2 separate regions of the Homo sapiens genome follow, and region 2 is linked to region 1. Evidence: read pairs that join two places in POLR2A ChIA-PET (ENCODE). Cell type or tissue: B cell. All regions are shown on one strand. Region 1 overlaps OGDH (oxoglutarate dehydrogenase). Region 2 overlaps CCM2 (CCM2 scaffold protein).

Region 1 (4,000 bases):
AGCCCCTGTTGGGCTCCTTCACAGCACAGCATAATGCACTTCCTTTCAGAAGCTCAGTGGGTTCTATTAGAATTCCAAATGTTTTTATTTATTTATTTTTCTTTTTAAGGGCCGGGAGAGAGAGGAGAGAGAAAGGAAAGAGGGAAGGGGGTGGAGAGGGGGAGAGAGAGAGAGAAAAGAGAGCTAGAATTTTAACTGTTGTTTAAACTTATTTAATCATCCTGCTAGGATAACAGGGCAAGACTGCTTTTCCTCTTGCAGCCGCCACTCAGCACAAGCTTCGAACACAGCTGTCATGAGCTGCAAACTACCACACAAGTGAGGGTGTTGCTTCATGTTTCCTGTTGTTTCAAAGAGGTTATAATTTTATCACCCTAAATAAACCATAAATGCAAACTGCTTAAGAGTGAAATACTGTGCTAAAGTTGGAGAAGGCGCACTCAGTCAGTTTAGCTGATTTAACACAAAAAGCCACAAGTGCTGAGATTGCTCTTAACATGTGAAGTTAAAGATTATCAAGTGGCGGTGGGGGAGGGTGGTAGGAGAGTGAGGGTTGAAAAATTGCCTATTGGGTACAATGTTCATTATCTGGGTGATGGGTACACTAGAAACCCAATTCCCACCATTACTTAACGTACCCATGTTACAAACCCACACATGTACCTCCTGAATCTTCAAAAACAAAAAATCATCAAGGGGTAACTTCAAAGCTCATCGCTGAAACCCCATTTACGTAGACCATGCAGTTTATGTATACAGTCAGCCCTCCGTATCTGTGGGTTCTGCATCCATGGATTCAACCAAACGTGGATTGAAAATAGTTGGTAAAAAACTGCCTGTACTGAACATGTACACTTTTTTTTCCTGTTATTATTCTCTAAACCAGGGATCCCCAACCCCCGGGCCACAGACCAGTACTGGTCAGTGGCCTGTTTGGAACTGGGTTGCATAGCAGGAAGTGAGCGGCAAGCGAGCATTACCACCTGAGCTCCACCTCCTGTCACATCAGCGGGGGCATTAGATTCTCATGGGAGAGCCAACTGGATTGTGAGCTGTGCATGCAAGGGATCTAAGTTCACTCCTTATGAGAATCTAACTAATGCCTGATGTGAGGTGGAACAGTTTCACTGCAAAGCCATCCTCCCCTGATCCCTCAGTCCATGGAAAAATTGTCTTCCACGAAACTGGTCCCTGGTGCCAAAGGAGTTGGGGACTGCTGCCACAAACAATGAAGTATAACAACTATCTGCATAGCATTTACCTTGTATTAGGTATTACAAGTAATCTAGAGATGATTTAAAGTATATGGGAGAACGTGCATAGTTTATATTTCATTTTATACAAGGGACATGAGCTTCCTTGGATTTTAGTATCCTCAGTGTGCCCTGGAACCAATCCCCCACAGATACCAAGGAATGACTACATATATTTCTGATAAGTCATTCATAAATCAAACATAAAAGATTAAAATACTCAAAATGCATTCCAACCACCCAACTGGCATTGCCTAAAGTGCCTTGTGAATTATTCCCAGAAATAAATAACTTGAGTGGCACCAAAGTGTTCTGCAGATTTTTCAACACAGCTGTTCCTTGTCACGTGAACATATCAGATCTCCTTATGAGCACATCAGACTTCCATCAGACTTCCACATACCCACTGTGGGAAGCCCCTTCACCGCACATGCAGCGGCTAGGAGGGTAACTTGGAGCAGGGCTCCTGCCATGGGAGGAACCCCAGGCCAGGACACAACCATGGGTACCATAGTCCTATTTTTCAAAGTGAGGCCAAGGCAGTTTCAACACTGCAGAGTGAAAAGGCCCATAACACTGCATAATGGGACAGTTTGTGTATCTGTGCTTTTCCTCCACTTAGTTTCACCCATAGAAAACACCAGTACTGTGTTTCATAAGCACGAAAGGAGGAAGCAGAACGGTGTCGACAGATGAGCAGCGATGCCAGACTCAGCAGCAGGCCAACAGCCTGCACCTGTAATCTGAACGCATAGAGACCCTCCCTCCTGCAGCGACCACATGTACACACTTTAGGAGCTGACACGTGAAAAGTGCAAGAAGAAAAAACCATCAAGAAACAGGCATCAGGCCGGGCATGATGGCTCACGCCCATAATCCCAGAACTTTGGGAGGCCGAGGCGGTCGGATCACCTGAGGTCGGGAGTTCAAGACCAGCCTGGCCAACATGGTGAAACCCCGTCTTTATTAAAAATACAAAAATTAGCCAGGCGTGATGGGGCACGTCTGTAATCCCAGCTAGCTGGGAGACTGAGGTACGAGAATTGCTTGAACCCAGGAAGCGGAAGTTGCAGAGAGCCGAGACTGCGCCACTGCACTCCAGACTTGGTGACAGAGCGAGACTCGTCTCAAAAAAAAAAAAAAAAAAGAAAAGAAAAAGAAAAAGGAAAGAAAAGAAATGGGCATCAGTTAACAAGAACAGGGAGGCAGGCTTTAGGCAGGTGGGCAGGGCAGAGGAAAGCACAGAGCAGAGGAAGAGCCCTGAGGTACAAAGCAAGCTGTGAGAAAGCCAAATGGCCAGGAGGGCCTAGAAGAAAAGCAGGGCCAATGATGGCACCCTCAAGGCAGCTGCTGAAGGCACTGTTGGGAGAAGAACAACAGGCCCCAGCTCCTTCCACTCCCTCAGGACCTAATCCTGGCTCTTCCTCAGCAGGGCCAGAACCTGGCAGATGCATCACAAGGAACTCAACACCATGCTACAGCTGTAGGTGGGCACCTGTCCCTACAAAACAAAATGAGATCAACACCCAGACTCATGGGGGCTTAGCAGTTCTCAATTACCTGTTTGTCTTAAACATTAACAAGGATAACTTAGCTCTGACTGTGTCTTAAAGACATAAATAAAGATGTCATCATTTGATGTGACCTCAAATATGCTGAGACCCTAATGAGGAGGGTTTCATAGGCTGACAGCCCAGGCCACCGCTGAAGGCTCTTAAGAGGGGTCAGTGAGGAGCACAAATGCCAGACTAGAACAGAGACGAAAGTCTAGGACAGGACCAAAGGTAGGAACAAAAGGGAGATGGCAGATGGGCCCACCACAGAGACAGACCCAGGTCAGCTAGTTAACCGGATTCTGTTCTGGGGAGTGGACTTAGGGTAAAAAAGGTACTTGCAGCTCTGATTTGCTAAAATATTTTACCACAAATATAATTTTCACATCAGTTAAGCATTTTAAGAATAGAAGTTTTTTTTAAGAGGCTGGGTGTGGTGGCTCACATCTGTAATCCCAGCACTTTGGGAGGCCAAGCTGGGAGGATTGCTTGAGCCCAGGAGTTCAAGACCAGTCTGGACAACATAAAGAGACTCCATCTCTATTTACATTTTTTTATTTTTTTAAAAAGCTTTCTATTTTATTTTTAATAGAGACAAGGCCTTGCCTTGTCCAGGCTGGTCCCAAACTCCTGGACTCAAGCAATCCTCCTGCCTCAGCCTCCCAAAGTATCAGGATTACAGGCATGGCTCCTACTTACATTAAAAAAAAGTTTTTAATTAAAAAATAAATAAAATTAAAAATAAGGAATACAACGACCAATTATAAAGTGTAAAACCAAATGTAAAAAAAAGTAAAATAAAAATTAAAAAACAAAACAAAACAAAATGTAAAAGGGCAGCTTTAAGAGAAGAGTAAATATTTAAACATGGACTGAGAAAAAATTCTATTAGAGAATTAGCCTGTTAATTTTATTGGGTGTGGTTATGAAAACAATTACTTAACAGTTAGTTACACTGATGCATTTATGCCAGAAATGACACAGGTCTGGAATTTGCCTTAAAATACTCCAGTGTCTACTCTCCTCAAACCCCAAATAAACCAACAAATAAAAAAGTCACTGGGGTAGGGAATAGATTTTTAAGACAGCTGTTGAAGCTGCGTGACCAGTCTCCTCATTAGGCTTATCATCTACTCTTCTCTCTACTGTTATGTATGCTTGGAAACACTATAAAACACAGATTTAAAAATAACA
Region 2 (4,000 bases), 380 kb before region 1:
AGCTGAGATCGCACCATTGCACTCCAACCTGGGCAACAAGAGTGAGACTCCGTCTCAAAAAAAAAAAAAATTTAGCTGGGCATAGTGGCACACACCTATCGTCCTAACTACTTGGGAGGTTGAGGCATGAGAACTGCAGGAGTTTGAGGTTATACTGAGCTCTGATTGCACCACTACACTCCAGCCTGGGTTACAGAATGAGACCCTGTCTCTGGAAAGAGAAAAAAACAAAGAATTAGGAGACAAAAATTTAGCAGAAAGTTTGGCAGTGTCTTATAAAGTTAAACATATAGTTCCCATAAAATTCAGCAATTCCATTATTAGGTATTTACCCAAAATAAATGAAAACATGTTCACATAATGACTCATTCACAAATGTTCACAGCAGCTTTTTCAAAATACAAAGTAGACTGGGAGGCCGTGGCAAGTGTATCACCTGAGGTCAGGGGTTCGAGACCAGCCTGGCCAACATGGTGAAACCCCATCTCTACTAAAAATACAAAAATTAGCCAGGCATCGTGGCGGGCACCTATAATCCCACCTACTCAGGAGGCTGAGGCAGGAGAATCACTTGAACCCAGGAGGCAGAGGTTACAGTGAGCTGAGATCACACCATTGCATTCCAGTCTGTGCGACAAGAGCAAAACTCCATCTCAAAAAAATATATATATATATACACAAACTAGAAAGAAACTAAATCTCCAACAAATGAATAAACAAATCACAGCATAAACATACAACAAAATATTACTCAGCAACTGAAACATGCAGCAATATATGGATAAATCTCAAAAACATTATGCTGAGTACAGTGATCCCTGCACAACACAATGTATACTGTATGAATCCATCTGTATGAAGTTCTAGAATGAACAAAATTAACCTATGGTGGAAAAAAATCAGAACAGTACTACCTTGGGGGAAGGACTTTCTAAGGGGCATAAGGGAATTTTCTCAGTGATGGTAGGTAATATTTTATTTCTTAGTAGGGGTTTCAGTTACGTAGGAGTATGCATTTGTCAAAATTTAGCTAATATTCACTGAAGATGTGTATTATTTGGCCAGGAGCAGTGGCTCACGCCTGTAATACCAACACTTTGGCAGGCCGAGACAGAAGGATTGCTTAAGCCCAGGAATTCAAGACCAGCCTGGGCAACACAGTGAGACCTCGTCTCTACAAAAAATAAAAAAAATTAGCTGGGCATGGTGACAAACCCATTTAGTCCTAGCTACTGAGGAGACTGGGGCGGGAGGATCACTTGAGTCTGGGAAGTCAAGGCTGCAGTGTGCCATGATTGCACCACGGCACTCCAGCCTCTGTGACAGAGTGAGACCCTGTTTAAAAAAAAAAAAAAAGTGTGTATTTCATTGTTACATAATTTTACATCAAAAGAAAACTGTAAGCAAATATTGAACCCTAGTTAATGACATGCATGCTAATGTATTTAGATCAAAGTGAAACAATGTCTGCAATTTATTGAGGAATGCATCAGAAAAATAAAATGAGTTGATGGGCAGGTACAGTGATAAACAAATGCTAGATATGGGATAAAACAAGTATAGCCAGGCCAGGCAGGGTGGCTCATGAGTGTAATCCCAGCACTTTGGGAGGCCGAGGTGGGCGGATCATCTGAGGTCAGGAGTTCTAGACCAGCCCCACCAACATGGTGAAACCCTATCTCTACTAAATACAAAAACTTAGCCAGGCGTGATGGCACATGCCTGTAATCCCAGCTGCTGGGGAGGCTGAGGCAGGAGAATCGCTTGAACAAAGGAGGCGGAGGTTGCAATGAGCCGAAATCACGCCATTGCACTCCATCCTAGGTGACAGAGTGAGACTCCGTCTCAAAAAAAAAAAAAAAAAAAACAAGTATAGCCAACGTTAGTGGCAGAATCTAGGTGCAAGTATTCACTGCAAAATTCTTTCAACTTTGGTGTACTCAAAAATTTTTTTTTTTTTTTTTTTTTTGAGACAGAGGCTCCCTCTGTCGCCCAGGCTGGAGTGCAATGGCGCAATCTTGGCTCACAGCAACCTCTGCCTCCCGGGTTCAAGCGATTCTCCTGCCTCAGCCTCTGGAGTAGCTGGGATTACAGGCACACACCACCATGCCCTGCTTATTTTTGTATTTTTGTAGAGATAGCATTTCGCCATGTTGGCCAGGCTGGTCTTGAACTTCTGATCTCAGGTGATCTGCCTGCCTTGGCCTTCTAAAGTGCTGGGATTAGAGGCGTGAGCACCGTGCCTGTCCCAAAAATTTTCATCATAAAATGCTGAGGGTGGAAGAATGTGCTGGAAAAAGCAAACACGGAGGCTGCACATACCTCTTTCAAGAAAGACGGACAATACTAAGTGAGAGGGGGAGCCTTAGAAAGGAACTTGAACTCAGCCTGATATTAGAAGTGCACAGGCAGGTGGGCTATGGTTATTGTCTATACCCAGTAGCATGAAAAGTAAAAGCTATGTAAAGGTGATGTATCTAATGGCAGTAATAAATTAGCTAGACATAATCATATCTAGGGCATTTTCAGACATCTGACAGAAAATCAACATGCACCATAACTGACACTTAGACCTGACCAAGGCATCTCATTAAGAACATGTACCCTTGGCCGGGTGCGGTGGCTCACGCCTGTAATCCCAGTACTTTGGGAGGCCGAGGTAGGTGGATCACCTGAGGTTGGGAGTTTGAGACCAGTCTGACCCACATGGAGAAACCCCGTCTCTACTAAAAATACAAAATTAGCCGGACTTGGTGGCGCATGCCTGTAATCCCAGCTACTTGGGAAGGCTGAGGCAGGAGAATCGCTTGAACCTGGGAGGTAGAGGTTGTGGTGAGCCGAGATCGCGCCACTGCACTCCAGCCTGGGCAAGAGCAAAACTGTCTCAAAAAAAAAAAAAAAAAAAAAAAAAAAGAACATGTACCCTTGGCCAGGCACGGTGGCACACAGAGGCACACATTGGTCAGGACTTCGGGAGGACGAGGCGGGTGGATCATGAGGTCAAGAGATCAAGACCATTCTTGCCAACATGGGGAAACCCCATCTCTACCAAAAATAAAAAAATTAGCCGGGCATGGGAACACGCACCTATAGTCCCAGCTACTTGGGAGGCTGAGGCAGAATTGCTTGAACCCAGGAGGCGGAGCCTGCAGTGAGCTGAGGTCATGCAACTGCACTCCAGCCTGGGCAGCAGAGCAAGACTCCACCTCAAAAAAAAAAAAAAAAAAAAATGTACCCCACCACATAAACCAACAAGGGAAACATTTCAGTTTCCACACCTGACCAGAGAGCTCATGGTGACAACACACAGGAAGCAAATTTGATTTTTTGAAAAAAACCTGTATGGAATTTTAAACTATAGAATAGACATAAAGATTTAAATAAAGGCTTCTCTCTTTTTTTTCTCCAAGGTACAAAAACAACATGTGAAATGGTTATCTCCCACTCCTCAACTAGGTTTCCCTTAAGAACAGTGACACCACGGGTTTAGGCTGACCAGTCTTCTCACTTTCAGAAAAGTGAAAAACCTCCTTGGGTTACAAGACACACCATCATCCTAAGCTGCAAACAAAAGCCCAAATTCCATGTTCCTATTATGCTTATTAAAGGGGATCACTTTCATTGCACATACATCTAATGCCTATGGTCAAATGCCCTAATTCTTAACATAATCCAAGCAAAAAATTGTTACTGTTTGGGCACACTTGGGAGAAAAAAAAAGGTCACATTTTTGGCACAGACACAAGGCTAAGGAAAAAAGTTCTTATTTTTACAAAACAAACAAACAAAAAATCCTAATGGTTCCATTGACAAATCCAAATGTAAACTCCCTCATACCTGTAGAATCATTTGAAGAGCAGTTGCTGTTCTTGATTGAAAGATAAAAAAGCCAAGGAGTGCGAAGCGCGCTAACAAAGATCCACTGTTCACAAGGACACAGCGATGCATGCAGAGGACATGGCTGGGCTCACTGCTCCCGCCACAGATCCCAGAGCACAAA

What was found. Peaks named below come from ENCODE experiments on the same cell type or tissue, not always from the same donor. Only the 100,000 strongest peaks of a DNase experiment are listed, where the experiment ranks them.
Region 2: POLR2A ChIA-PET joins it to region 1 with 14 read pairs; 8 of 35 experiments call an interaction of 5 or more read pairs at or near these places.

What each region holds. Positions count from the first base shown.
Region 1 is chr7:44,627,981-44,631,980 of GRCh38, reverse strand. The region is part of intron 2 of OGDH (oxoglutarate dehydrogenase); the gene reads right to left. Among named protein-coding and RNA genes, the nearest start is that of OGDH, 23 kb to the right of the region's middle. RefSeq lists an enhancer at 2,124-2,173. In B cell, no CTCF peak of the experiment used is centred here; a DNase peak (open chromatin) is centred at 1,950; H3K27ac peaks cover 3,255 bases.
Region 2 is chr7:45,007,270-45,011,269 of GRCh38, reverse strand. All of the region lies in intron 1 of CCM2 (CCM2 scaffold protein), which reads right to left. Among named protein-coding and RNA genes, the nearest start is that of CCM2, 9.1 kb to the right of the region's middle. In B cell, no CTCF peak of the experiment used is centred here; no DNase peak of the experiment used is centred here; H3K27ac peaks cover 1,589 bases.